Linked DNA regions of Homo sapiens: all the other regions are linked to region 1. The links are chromatin contacts, found by Hi-C in ENCODE. All regions are on one chromosome and are shown on one strand. Each heading gives the region's core, a stretch centred on a gene start or an enhancer-like site at or near the end of the contact. The rest is flanking DNA. Distances are from core to core; before and after follow the strand shown. Region 1 holds the start of FAM168B (family with sequence similarity 168 member B). Region 2 overlaps TMEM163 (transmembrane protein 163). Region 3 has its middle 21 kb from the start of MGAT5.

Region 1 (4,489 bases), core at 1,031-3,530:
AACACAAACATTACCTGGGCAGGGTGGCATGTGCCTGTAATCTCAGCTACTCCGGAGGCTGAGGCAGGAGAATCACTTGAACCCGGGAGGAGGAGGTTGCAGTGAGCCGAGATCACTCCACTGCACTCCAGCCTGGGCGACAGAACAAAACTGTCTCAAAAAAATAAATGAATAAATAAAAAATAAAGCATATAGGCCGAGCGCGGTGGTGTCTCCAGCACTTTGGGAGGCCGACGTAGGTGGACCACCTGAGGTCAGGAGTTCAAGACCAGACTGGGCAACATGGTAAAACCCCGTCTCTACTAAAAATACAAAAAATTAGCTGGGCGCAGTGGTGTGTGCCTGTAATCCCAGCTACTCGGGAGGCTGAGACAGGAGAATCCCTTGAGCCCGGGAGGCGGAGGTTGCAGTGAGCCGAGATCACGCCATTGCACTCCAGCCTGGGCGACAGAGCGACACTCCGTCTCACAAAAAAAAAAAAGAAAAAAGAAAAGAAGTTCTCTCCCCCAAACTTTACCTTCATTACCAAGGTTTGGGTTTGCATTTTACTGGGAGGAATTCATGTATTTCTGCACAGTACAATCAGACAGACTTAACAGACTGGACACAAGGCATGAAAAAACTATTACTCTATTACGCTGGTGTACTGTTCTTTTAAAATTGTGCTCGGCCAGGCGCGGTGGCTCACGTCTGTAATCCCAGCACTTTGGAAGGTCGAGGCGGGCGGATCACGAGGTCAGGAGATTGGGACCATCCTGGCTAACACGGTGAAACCTCGTCTCTACTAAAAAAAAAAAAAAACAAATACAAAAAAATTAGCCAGGCGTGGTGGCGGGCGCCTGCAGTCCCAGCTACTTGGGAGGCTGAGGCAAAAGACTGACGTGAATCCGGGAGGCGGAGCTTGCAGTGAGCCGAGATGGCGCCACTGCACTCCAGTCTGGGAAACAGAGGGAGACTCCGTCTCAAAAAAAAAAAAAAAAGTGCTCAATTGATCCAGGAAAAGAAACTGTCTAAGACAACTTGGGTATAATTTCCCTTTAAACTACGGAACTCCACCAAAGTAAGCCTGCTTTGTAAAGACAAAGAGAAGCAAGATCTTCACAATTTCTGCAACACTAGCTTCAAAATTAGAATAGCCTTACACTGCTCAAATCTTGGCTGTCAAAGCAAAAATAACCCACTCCTTCATCTACAAGAGCTTAAAAATGTGTCCTGTTTTTGCCAAAACCAAAAAGTTTTATTTAATCTAGAATCTTTCATCCATAGTATTTGAGAAAAGTGATCTCAAATTACACAAGGATGACCTGAAAGTTTAAGGAGTGGAAACTATATAAACCTTTTTATTTATAAAGCTTCCTTGCATGCGAAAACACTGCAAAATATTCTTGTTTGACTTTAATGATTAAACATTAACTCAAACAGCCCATGAGATGCACACTTCATGTTCACATACACTATAAAACAGAAATACCCTTATTTGTGGACGTCGTAAAGGCGCACTGCACTCTTTTTTCAAAGTTAACCCAGGCTAGGCCACGAAACGTCCTTTCTGAAGGAAATCTTAAAAATCTGTAATTTAAATCGTGCCTTTTCAAGCTGGAAGGAGAACGCTCAGATTCCGCCAAGCAAAAAAATAAAAATAAAAATTATCTTTACTTCGTGGGTAGACAAAGTGAGCAGTTACACATTGGAAATGACTATTGTCACAAAGCTCTGCCCCCGGGTTTCACGCTCGCATTCCTGACGGCTGTGACCCCGACCTTTAGGAGAACGCCCCGCGCCGCGAAGCCACCTCGGCCACCTAGGCGGCAGGCCCGCGCCGCCCGGACCGCACCTGCACGCGTACGTGTCCGGCCGAGCTCCGCCCCCGGCCCCCGCCCGGCCTTGCCCGCGGCACAAAGCGCAGCCCAGGCCGGTCCAGACGCCCAGCGACCCCGAGCCGCGGGCCGACCTTGGCGCCGCCCCGAGCCGGCCGCACAAAGCGCCGCACTTCCGGCCTGGACGCGCAGTCGCCCGCTGCCCGCCCCCACTCACCGCGCCGCGGCGGCGACCTGGGCCTCAGTGACCAGCGCACGCCGGCCCGCGGCGGGCTTGGCCGTGGGGCGAAACAAGGGGGGCGTGCCGAGGAGACCTGCTACGATAAGAGGCTGACCCTCCGAGCCCCGCGTCTCCGCCGCCTCCCGGACGCCGCGCTCCCGCTCGCTCGGCTCCGCTTGGCCCGGCCCGCCTCTCCGCAGCCCGCGCTCCCCGCCGACGCTGCGCAGCCACCGGAGCCGCCGACCTCACTTCCGCCTGAGCGCGCCGCGACGGGGGCGCGCCGGGCACGTGACTGCGCAGCGTGCTCGCTCCCGCCGGCGCCCTCGAGACGCCCGGATGGACGAGCGCGAGCGCGAGCGCGGAGTGGGCCGGTCCCAGTTGGCGAAAGGGCCGGGTGTAGCTGTAGTTTTTTTATTAACTGTCTGTGAAAAAAGTATTTAATTTATATTTTGAGATAGTCCCGCGCCGCAGAAACCTTTGTGTGTGCCCAGACGCCAGGGCGCGGATCCTCAGGCCGCACCCGGGAGTCGAGCACACCCCGGGTGACCGCCACTACGGGGTCGGAGCGGGGCGGAGCTCAGCTCACAGATTCTTTGCCAGTGCGGAGGCTGCGGGCGCCCGCTCAGGAGTGCAGATTTTAGAGAATGCAAGTCAGCGTTTCAAGTGTAGAAGTGCGGGATCATTTCTATAGACAAGAGTTCAGGGAAGTGTACTAGAATGTTAGGGGGTTTTTTGGTTTTTTTTTGAGACGGAGTTTCGCTCTTGTCACCCAGGCTGGAGTACAATGGCGCGATCTTGGCTCACTGCAACCTCCGCTTCCCGGGTTCAAGCGATTCTCCTGCCTCAGCCTCCTGAGTAATTGAGATTCCAGGCGCCCGCCACCACACCTGGCTAATTTTTGTGTTAGTAGAGACGGGGGTTTCACCATGTTGGTCAGGCTAGTCTCGAACCCGTGACCTCAGGTGATCCACCCACGTTGGCCTCCCAAAGTGCTGGGATTACAAGTGTGAGCCACCGCACCCGGCCAAATGTTAGTATTTTTATGTAAGGCTTAGTGTATAGTTACAATGATTTGGTTAGTTCAGGGTGTCTCTCTGGGGGAGGTATGTTTATTATTTCGTATTAAAGAGGTGCGTGTCTTGGTGTTTGTGTTTGGGGTGTCGTCTGGTCTGAGCTAGGTACAGGACGACAAAGGAGGGAGTTATTGCAATAAAGATTAGTGATGGAAGGGAGGAGGCCTGGCTCTGGTCTTTTTTCAGTCGTTTATGAAATAAAAACAGATGGGCGCGGTGTCTCACGCCTTTAATCCCGGCACTTATAGGAGGCCGAGGCGGGCAGATCACGAGGTCAGGAGTTCAAGACCAGCCTGGCCAACATAGTGAAACCGCGTCTCTACTAAAAATACAAAAATTAGCTGCGCGTGGTGGCGCACATCTGTAACCTTAGCTGCTCTGGAGGCTGAGGCAGGAGAATCTCTTGAACCCGGGAGGCGGAGGTTGCAGTGAGCCGAGATCGGGCCACTGCACTCCAGCCTGGGCGACAGAGGAAGACTCCGTCTCAAAAAAAAAAATAAAAATAAAATATAAATGTGATAAAAGGACAAGAAGAAAACATGGGGAAATTCCTTTTTAGTATTGGAGTAAAGAAGGCTTTTCTACATTATTACTTGAAATCCAGAAGTCATGACTATGAAAAGCTTTGGTCGGCAAAAAGCACCATAAGCAAAGTCAAAAGATAAATGATTAACAAGGAAGAAATAGTCCCAACACATGTAATAGACAAAGCTAATCTCTTTAATATTCCAAAAGCTTCCAGAAGTCAACAATAAAAAGCCCTACCACCCAATAGAAAAAGGAGAGTTCACAGCAAAGGACTAAGTCTGGCTGTTAGTCATATGAAAAATATCCAATCTCACTTCTATAAAGAAAAATGCAAGTTAAAACTCTTTGAGGTAGCAGTTTTCACTGTGATTGGCAAACATCCAAAAAATTGACAATGCTATTGGTAAGGCTGCCAGGAAGCTCGCACTCTCAGACATTGCTGGATGGGAAAGGGGATCGTCTGATGATGTGTGTCAAAATAAACGCACAAACAATGTTTCATTCAACAGCTGCACTTCTGGGAGTTTGCCTACAGAGATACTTATAGATGTGTGAAATAAAATGAGTTCACACCTATTAATTGCAGCATTGTGCATAGTAGCAAAATACTGGAAACAAACCCTAGTGTCCACACCTAGGGAAATGACTGAGTAAACTCTGGTTCATCATGCAGTGAAATAGCCTATAACTTGAAAAAGAAATGGGGAAACTTTGTATGTACTGAAATGAAAATATCTCCAAGGTAGACTATTCAATGAAAAAAAACCAAGGTATGGAACTCTGTGTAAGAATAGTATGTAAAGCCGGGCACGGTGGCTCACGCCTGTAATCCCAGCACTTTAGGAGGCCGA
Region 2 (4,489 bases), core at 1,337-3,836, 3.6 Mb after region 1:
CAGTTGGAAGAATAGAGATCATTCCAACAGGTCAAGCACTGGCCCAGCTGCTGGGAGATCGGATCTGCTGATCCAGCCCTGCCGAGGGCAGCAAGACCTGCTGGGCCTCGCTTTCTGCATCTGTAGATACTAAGGCTGAGGGACTTGGATGGGGCCAGGGACCAAAACCCTACAAACCAAAGAAAGAAATGGTCCAAAAGTAGCAACTCAAAGGAGAAAGAAAACTACTAAGAACACAAAATGAAAAACCGAAACTCAAAAGAGTTGTCCATCAGACTGCTTTATAACCATGTGTCCCCAGTTGGCACACAAACCTGTCCTGGAACAAGCCCACAGTTCTCATCAGCGCTCATCAGTGGCCACATATCCCTCTCTCCAAGGTCACTAGACCCGGTGTTGAGGGGCTGGAAGGGGAAGGACGGCAGTGGCAATGGGGTCAACAGAGTCCCATCTCTTGGCTTATTGATGGGCATTAACATTCTTCCAAACACTCAGACCTCAAATTCAAGTTCCTGAACCCAGAGAGCCAGTCCTCACTTTTAGGGGTCTTTACTGCCATTTCTTTTCCTCTTCCACTAGGCTTAGAGAACACAGAGATTGTAAAAAAATGGGTTTTCTGCAGGAGGCAGAGGTTGCAGTGAGCTGAGACCGTGCCATTGCACTCCAGGCTGGGTGACAAGAGGGAAACTCCGTCTCAAAAAAAAAAAAAAGAAAAGAAAAGAAAAATGGGTTTTCTGGTGCCCTTTCTCCTCTCCACCCCATAACATGGGTGAATACATAGTAAGCACATAGTTAACTGAATATATCTTAAATAAATGTCTGATCCTCTAAGAACCGAGTCACACACACACAAAAAAAATCTACGAAGGGGACTAAGCATACATGTATATATATATTTGCAGGCAAGATGGGCCTGTGTTCACACTTGGAAGGCCAAACCTTGCCCAGTGCGGTCATTTCTCCACTTCAGTTGCTGAACAACTACAGCATTTCCTAAAGGAGCTCTCACACCGAGAGACTCACTGGCTCACAGCCTCCAGCATGAGCTACATGAAAGAGACCACCGCCAAGGAGTGACTCAAACAAGAAGCCAGGGCGCCCCGTGGCCACATCCTCACTGCAGAGGCATCTGTGAGAGCAGAGCCTGGGGCTGCTCCCCCTCACTTCCAAAGAACAGGAGGGGCCATGGGGACTCAATGAAAAGTCCTTTGATCACGACCAGGATATGCTGGCACTATAAGGACCAAAGTCCCTCACCACAGCAAATACGAACCCTCTTGATACCCACTCATGTGTTCCTGAGCTTCTGTTTCCCCTGGAGATTCCCTCCTACTTTGGGCACGAGGTCCCTTCCTCGGTCACAAGGTACCGAGTCTCTCCAGTCCTAGTTCTATCCTTCATCACACAGAAAAGAAGAATCAACAGTCAAGAGCCCAGCTACCTCTACATCCTTTACTTTTTGCTTTCAATTCTGATCATCTCCAGATGGAAGACACAAATCAGATCCCTAGTACAGATTCTCTAACACCCTCATTCCAAAGCTCATCAGTTATAACAAGTTAATTCCAACCAAGTTCCCCATCCTGGGGCGCAGCAGATTGTTTTTCTGAAGATGGCTATGCCAATGTGGTTCCCATTCCATGTGCATCTCTCTCAGTGTGACCCTGACATTCCGTCACTGACAGTGGGTCTGGTTTCCCTTCCCTTGAACCTGGGCAGACCTCTGCAACTTCTTTGACCAAGAGAGAATGTGGCAAAAGTGATGCAGCACACCTCCTGAGGCTGGGTCACACAAGGCAAATCGGCTTCCACCTGGTTGGCTCTTGGGACATGTGCCTTTAGAGCCCAGAGCCATCACTGAAGACGTCTGGCAACTGCAAGGCCACCATGCTAGAGGGATGAGGTGGAAAGACTACGAGAAGAGAGATGGACAAACAGCCCCATCTGTTCCAGCCCCCGGTTGTTCAAGGGTTCCCTGACCAGGCACCATGTGAGGAAGAAGCCTGTGAGATGACCCTAGCCCCAGCAACCCTCCAACTGTAACCCCATGAGGGACCCTGGGCCAGAACCACCCAGATGAGGGGCTCCCAAACTCCTGCCCCACCGAAACCATAAGCAATAAAGAGCGATTACTGCTGTTTTAGGCCACTGTGTTTTGGGATGATTTTCTGTGCAGCCACAGTGACTGAAACATGGGAACTTTAGTAGACGTGGCTCCTTCTCTCAAAATAGCAATTTACCTCCTCCAGGGTAGGTTTAGAACATCTTGTCAGTGTTTAATTTCACAACTCTACTTCCTAGTAGAGTAAATGGCACCTTTAAAAAAAAAAGTAAGAGTTTAATTTTTTACTTCAAGCTCTTAAGAATTTCACAATACCTCTTTCAAGGTCACTCTGGAGACCTCGCAGCATCTCACACAGGAGTTGGGCAGTCGCCATGGCTAGAAGTGCATGGCCTCCTGTGCTTCCAAAGGGCAGACCCCACGTGGGGGAACACTGGCAGGGCTGGGCAAGATTTGGGCTTCTCCCCTCCCTCTCCAGCAATCTTGCCCTGATACTACCCTTCCTCTACCACAACAGCCACGCCTACAGAGCAGGCTTCTGAAAAACCACAATCAGGCACACTTGTCAATACATAAAAGCAAAACAGCACTGGTGACGTTCATCAAATTCACTGAGAGCTGCTGGAATACCATGGCTGTGGGCAACAGCAGCAAATGACACAGAAAGGTGCATTAATGAGCTCAGGCAAGAGGAAAGAAGGCATGTCATGGGACCCCAGAGCTTCGATTTCAGAAAACCAAAGACTTGGCCTTTTAACTGAGTTTGGCTGGAATCTGAGATCACCTGCTCCCCATTTGTAACTGGAAACCTTTCCATAAAGAGCCAATTACTTGACATTAAAGTCCCCGATTTTAAAGGACTTTGAAACCAACACCACATAAGTGCTTGCATAAACAAAATGTCAGCTTGTGATATTCTGGCTCATGTCTTTTCTTTCAAGCACTGCCCCGTTCTTCCTATCAGCTGCTGGGTCTTCACAGGACTCTAGGAACTCAATCCCTGCCCTGTGGAAGGCTTGCCCTCTGCACCCCAGGTTGCTCTCAAAGGACCCCCTCTGGGAACGATGTCTGTGTCCCTGTCCAGCCGTGTCAGCAGCCCAGTGATTGGGACTGGGGACTGCTTCTCCTTTCCTCACCAGCAGTGAGCTGGCCCTCAGCAAAGACTAAGAGCAAATAAGGCAAAGACTGGCACCTGGCCCGTAGTTCTCAGGCTCCCAAAGGCTGTGAGTCCTGCCGTGTGGCAGAATCCTCACTACTAGTGGTGCCAGTTCAGCAGGCCCTGAGATTCTAAGCTGACTCTCAGGAGCACAGACACCCCTGCAGCAAGGAGACCCACCCCTCCCCAACTCCTGGCTCCTGTAGTCCAGGATCACTTGCTACTTCTCCCCAAACCATTTCAGATCCAGCCACAGATGACCATGGCGCTGCCCTCCCTCTCCCATGTCTGGCCACTCTGTCTCCAGCCTGGCTCTACAGGAACACTGACCTCCCTGGGTTCAAGCCCGAAACAAACTCCTCTGCACATGGCTGCTGCTGCATGGTGCTGCAGCCCCCAGGGATGCCACAGCTCTCTGCTCCTTGCTGACAATACCTCCACCACCCTCTTCTGGGATCCCTTTCTTCCCACCACTGGCTATGAAATGCCATTGTTAACCTCCTCCACATTCCCCACCCCCTGGAAAGACAGTGGTCACAGAATAGAAAGAACACAGGAACTGGGGTTGACGAGCATGAATATGGGCCACAGCCCCACCCCTGAGGGGCTTGACACAGGCTTTAGAGCCACACCCAGCCATCTGAGTCCAAATCCTAGCTCCACCCCTCTCTAGCTGTGACTTAGGACAAACTTCTCAACCTCTCTGGAACTTGGCTGACTCATCTGTAAAATGGGATGATAAAAGCAACTCTTATAGGGCTACTGTGAGGATGAACTAAGCTAATAAATGTAAAGTGCTCAGAGCCTAGCCTGGCATGGTGAATGTTCATATATGTTATCTATAATTATTATTCATTATTATCATCACCCTCATGTCAGTGACAGTTCATCCACCACCCCTCATCAGACTGATGCAATGATAAGATGGTATTTGGATTATAAAAAGTGTCCTATAAATTATAAAAGTAACAAAAAGTGTATTAGCTGTTGCTATTTCTGCCTCAAAACCTCCTAAGTCCTGCCCATTTTAAGGGTTTAGCTTTACTGAAGAAGAACAGAGTGGAGACATTAAATAAGAATAAAAATATGGAAAGTTCATGAATTTCTGTACCTCTGGACTCTAGAAATGGCTATGACCACATACTATATACTACTTACCTCCATTTGAATGTCCCACAGGCTCTATGATATGCATAGGTACAAAACCAAATTTATGTATTTACTGCCTTTGAGTGGAGGGAAAATTGGAGGCAGACCAACACGTGCCTATG
Region 3 (4,489 bases), core at 953-3,452, 3.1 Mb after region 1:
TTAAAGGATACCAAATTACAGCTAGATAGGTGAAATAAGTTCTAGTGTTTCATACCACTGTAGGATGACTATAGTTAGCCATGATATATAGTTTCAAATAGGATATTGAACCTTGCCAACACAAATTGTAAATGTTTGAGATGATGGCTATGCAATTACCCTAATCTGCTCTTTATACATTCTATGTATTAAAACATCACTATGTACCCCTTGACTATGTACAATTATTTGTCAATTTAAAAAATTGTTAAAGAGACAAATAAGTGTTGGCAAGAATATGGTGAAATTGGAACCTTCATACACTGGTGGTAGGAATGTAAAATGGTGTAGCTACTGTGGAAAACATTTTAGCAGTTCCTCAAAATGTTAAATACAGAGTTATCATATGACCCAGTAATTCTACTCGTAGGTATATACTCAAGGGGAATGAAAACACACACACACACACACACACCCATCAAGTCATACACAAACGCTCATAGCAGTTTTATTCATAATAGTATCAATTGATGAATAGATCAACAAAATGTGATGCATCTATTCAATGGAATATTGTTTGGCTGTAAACAAAATGAAGCACTGATATGTGCTACAACATTGGACCTTGTGAAAGAAAGCTGTCAAAGAACACTGCATATTATGATTCTATTTATATCAAGTGTCCAGAATAGGCATATCTATAGAGACACCAAAGTAGAATGAGTGCTTGCTTAGAGCTGGAGTGGGGAGGAGGAGGGGTTAGGAGGTGGTAGCTAAAGGGTGTGGGTTTCTTTTGGGTATGATAAAATGTTATATGAAATTCTCTACAGCCACACTACCTTGAATGTGTCCAATCTGTTCTGATATTGGAAGCTAAGCAGAGTTGAGCCTGGTTGGCACTTATATGGGAGAAAAGTTATAAAGCTGATTGTTGTAATGCTTGTACAACTCTGAGCCCAGTAAAAACCATTATATTGTATATTTTAAGTTGGTTAATTGTATGGTATGTGAATTATATTTCAGTAAACTGTTACAAAAAGGGTTTATAACCTAGACAAATAATTATCAAATAAACTGCATTCCTCTGTGGTGGGTGGTAAATGCTTCCTGTGTAGCAATGTACAAATTCCTATGTCAAGATCTTCATAGGCTGTCTTGATGTCTTCTCATGTGGAATTCTTCCTTTCACTTTGGAACACCATTTCTTAAAGAGATTATGGCAAAGTGAAATAATTAGTTGCTTGATTTATTGATGGATGATTTCCCTCATTCACCCTCTGGAGTTCTTTTAATAGAAATGTTAGAAACCCAGACCCTCTAGAACCTGTGGGGAGCAGCTTGGTTGAGTAGCTCTCTACCCACTGGAGGTATTTGGGGAAAGATCACTGGGTTTGTGGCTGGCTGTGAAAATGATCAGACCAGGGCGGGGCCAAGTGGCTGACATGGCTGAGTAGTGGCTGGTCCTTCTTGCCTGCTGTGCCGAGTTGTCTGTCCCCTGGTACTTTACACCCAGTGAGTTGAGGAAGAAGGAATTACCTCTCTAGACAAAGATCGTTCTGTCTGCAATATATGATATAGTACTATTGCTCTGTGGAAGCTTCAGGCAGCCATCCTCCCTCACAAACCAGCTCCTCCATTTTCCTGTCTTGGTGAATGACATGTCACCTTTTCCTCAGCTGCCCAAGCTGGAAGCCTAGTGGTCATTCTATACTCCTCCTCCTCCTCCTCGTCTTCCCTCATTCCTTCCAGTTAGTCATTGCCCACTGTCCTGCTGATTTGACCTCTTAAGTATTTCTAGCATTTGGTTTCTTATTATGACTGGACTGCCACTACCCTGTTCAGGCCTTTATTGGACTCATTTCTCACCCGGATTTTCATGAGCCACCCTTCAAACCCATCCTCTACACAGCAGCCAATATCAAATATGGTGGCCTCAGCACTGTTAAATGTCTTCAGTGATTTACCTGCCATTTGGTGGTGGTTCTTACTCAACAGGGGAGGAGTTTCAGATCATCTAGGAACCAGAACCCTTTTCAAAGTATTTAGGTGTATATCCTATTCTGGACCCATTAGCTGAAGAGGGGCCTTGGGAAAGGGCTTCTACATCTTGAAAAATCTCCCCAAACAGGATGATACCCAATAAGTAATGCTTAGAAAACAATTTATTTTGAAATAATTTCACAGGAAGTTGTAAAAACAGTACAAAGAGACCCACGGACCCATCCTTCCCCAGATTTCATGCTCTGTTACAATACCAAACCAGGAAGTTGATACTAACAGGTTACTGTTAATAGACCACAGACCTATGTAATGTTTTTTTAATGCCCATTTTTCTTGTTAGGTTGGAGTGTGGCACTTCCTGCTAACCTGAGATGTTAGATTATTTCTTAACTGGTGCACATTTTCATTTAAGAATGGCATGGGTCTTCTTGATTCTGTGGGTGGTGGTTGTTATGGTGTGTTATGGTGTGTCTTCTTGTATGTACATGTGTGTGAGATATTGGTGGCAATTACCAGTTTTTCCTTGCAGAGTGAATTATATCCCCAAAGAGTTTGCCAAGAATACATTTGAGTAATGTAATTCTGTCTAGTGACCTAAGGTCATAACTTTCTTAAGTTAAAAAGTTAAAACTGCCACAACAGGTTTTATGCTAGAAGAATAGTATAGACATTGATTCTTCTTGAATCCAAGATTCAGTTAGCTTAAAATGATGTCATCGTGAGTTGTTTTCCAGGTATGTGTAAATCTGACTTTGTTTTTTGTAGATTGTAAAATATAAGGGTACAGGGCTGGTTCTGTGTTTTATTTTGTTTTCTGTACTTGTTTTATTCATAAGTCTAAAATATAGTGTCTACCAGGGAATGGCTCTATGCAATGAATCACAGTGTAGTTTTGCTTTGAGAGATGGGGTATTACTATGGGTCATAATGAATTCAGTGGAATGGATTTCAGACTTTTAGGTGCTGACCCAGAAAATTCTTTGAAGTAGCAATCTTTACCAATGCTAGGAATTGGGCTAGTCTGCTTTGCTTCCTCATCAAAACTGATGGACAAGATAGAAAATGCCTTTTTATCAGTTACAGTAACATTTTGCTGACACTTGGTGCATTTTTTTTATGTGTTTCACACAGATATGCTTACATCCTTTGAGAAAAGGAACTGAAGGGAAGAAAGAAAACCACAACTGCTTTAGAATAAAACTAGGTCAGCAAAGGCAGATCTTAATGTATTTAGATCAGGCAGAAGGCTAGGTCCTTCCACCTTACTCACAGAGGCCTCTGGGGCTCATTGTAGGAGTCATGAGACTTCTCCAGTAACTCTCATCAAGGATCGGTCACTAGACTAGGCCCTTTGCAAATTTAAACCCTGCAGGTAGACATTTTACAGATAAGGAAACTGGATCTTCATTTCTGTAACTTCAAGAGGGCACAGGGCTGGCTTATGTCAGTGCAGAGATTTTAATCTGAATCTAATTCCCAAGCCTCTCTGCCACACCAGATTGCCTCTCTATTCATGCACAACACTCTAGGTTTGACTCTGGCTCTCTTGAATAATTCCGAAGCAGACTTCTAAGAGAGGATTGCAAAGGCCAACTTCTTTCACAGCTGAGAAGCTGCCTTCTGAGGTGTATCTCTGAGTGGAGAAATCAGAACGCTAGATGCTATGTCCTTTCATGATGGGTAATAATCTCATTAGAGCAGGGAGACTTTGTGGTCTAAAGAGAGAAGGAAACAGTCAGTTGAAAGTTGCTCATGTGTTTCATTTTTCTGTGTTTCTCATACTTTGTTATTGATGTGATGAAGTAGTTGGGGGCTGAGAAGGAAGCCGGGGATTGGGGGCAGGGGTTGGTGGGAGTCAAGACTTACAGGTTCTTCCAAGAGACTCCTAGAGCAGTGATGCCTATAGTTTGCAAGGGCACCACCAGCAGCCATCTTTATTAACCAAGGGGGCTACAAGGACTTTTCCCAACAGATATTAAGTAGTTAGTTCACAGAAAGATTTGAATCTCTTCCTTCAAGAAGTTTGAGTCTCAACAGGGAGCAGATCATAAAGCTAAAAGTCAAATGTATGTATATATCAAGAATTATAAGACTATGGGGGTCCATACATAAGACACAGCAATGTGGCTCTGTCCTTCAACTAGGGTGACCAACGGGGACAAGTTTGTTCACCCTACCTTGACAGTCTTTGTGGCCCTGGGCAAGTCACTTAGGCTTTCTGGATTCTGAGGCCTGCTTCTCTCTCACCAGGTGCTTTTAAATTCCCTTCGTTTCTTGGGATTAGCAATAAGGTGTGACTAAGTCACAAGCTTGTGTTGGGTGGTGAATGAGGGCTGGAAGCCAGTGCTCAGAATCCTTTGAAAGTGATTAGCAGAAGTCAATATTTGAGAACAATACCAGCTGCTGTTTAGAAAGTCCAGAATAGTTGAGCAATTAGGATAAAGTAACAGACACCTGTCATGAGGTGGACTGAGCAGGTGAGTGAGATTGTAAACTGCCTTCAATTCAA

What was found. Hi-C counts contacts between places; a loop is a spot of excess contacts on that map. Pooled maps may share reads with other maps.
Region 2: a pooled map shows a loop between it and region 1 (3-fold over the local background). The contact joins the enhancer-like site here to the promoter of FAM168B in region 1. A Hi-C loop is called at or near these places in 2 of 50 pooled maps.
Region 3: a pooled map shows a loop between it and region 1 (3-fold over the local background). The contact joins the enhancer-like site here to the promoter of FAM168B in region 1. A Hi-C loop is called at or near these places in 2 of 50 pooled maps.

What each region holds. Positions count from the first base shown.
Region 1 is chr2:131,091,180-131,095,668 of GRCh38, forward strand. FAM168B (family with sequence similarity 168 member B) reads right to left here and starts at 2,281. Exons shown (of 7, transcript NM_001009993.4): 1 at 2,035-2,281. RefSeq lists a silencer at 1,735-2,454.
Region 2 is chr2:134,667,930-134,672,418 of GRCh38, forward strand. All of the region lies in intron 2 of TMEM163 (transmembrane protein 163), which reads right to left. Among named protein-coding and RNA genes, the nearest start is that of TMEM163, 49 kb to the right of the region's middle. Within about 2 kb of position 2,587, at least 9 of the 41 ENCODE cell types and tissues checked have a DNase peak (open chromatin) inside an H3K27ac peak, as active enhancers do.
Region 3 is chr2:134,230,394-134,234,882 of GRCh38, forward strand. It overlaps a transcript of MGAT5 not described here and the pseudogene RNA5SP104. Among named protein-coding and RNA genes, the nearest start is that of MGAT5, 21 kb to the right of the region's middle. Within about 2 kb of position 2,203, at least 9 of the 41 ENCODE cell types and tissues checked have a DNase peak (open chromatin) inside an H3K27ac peak, as active enhancers do.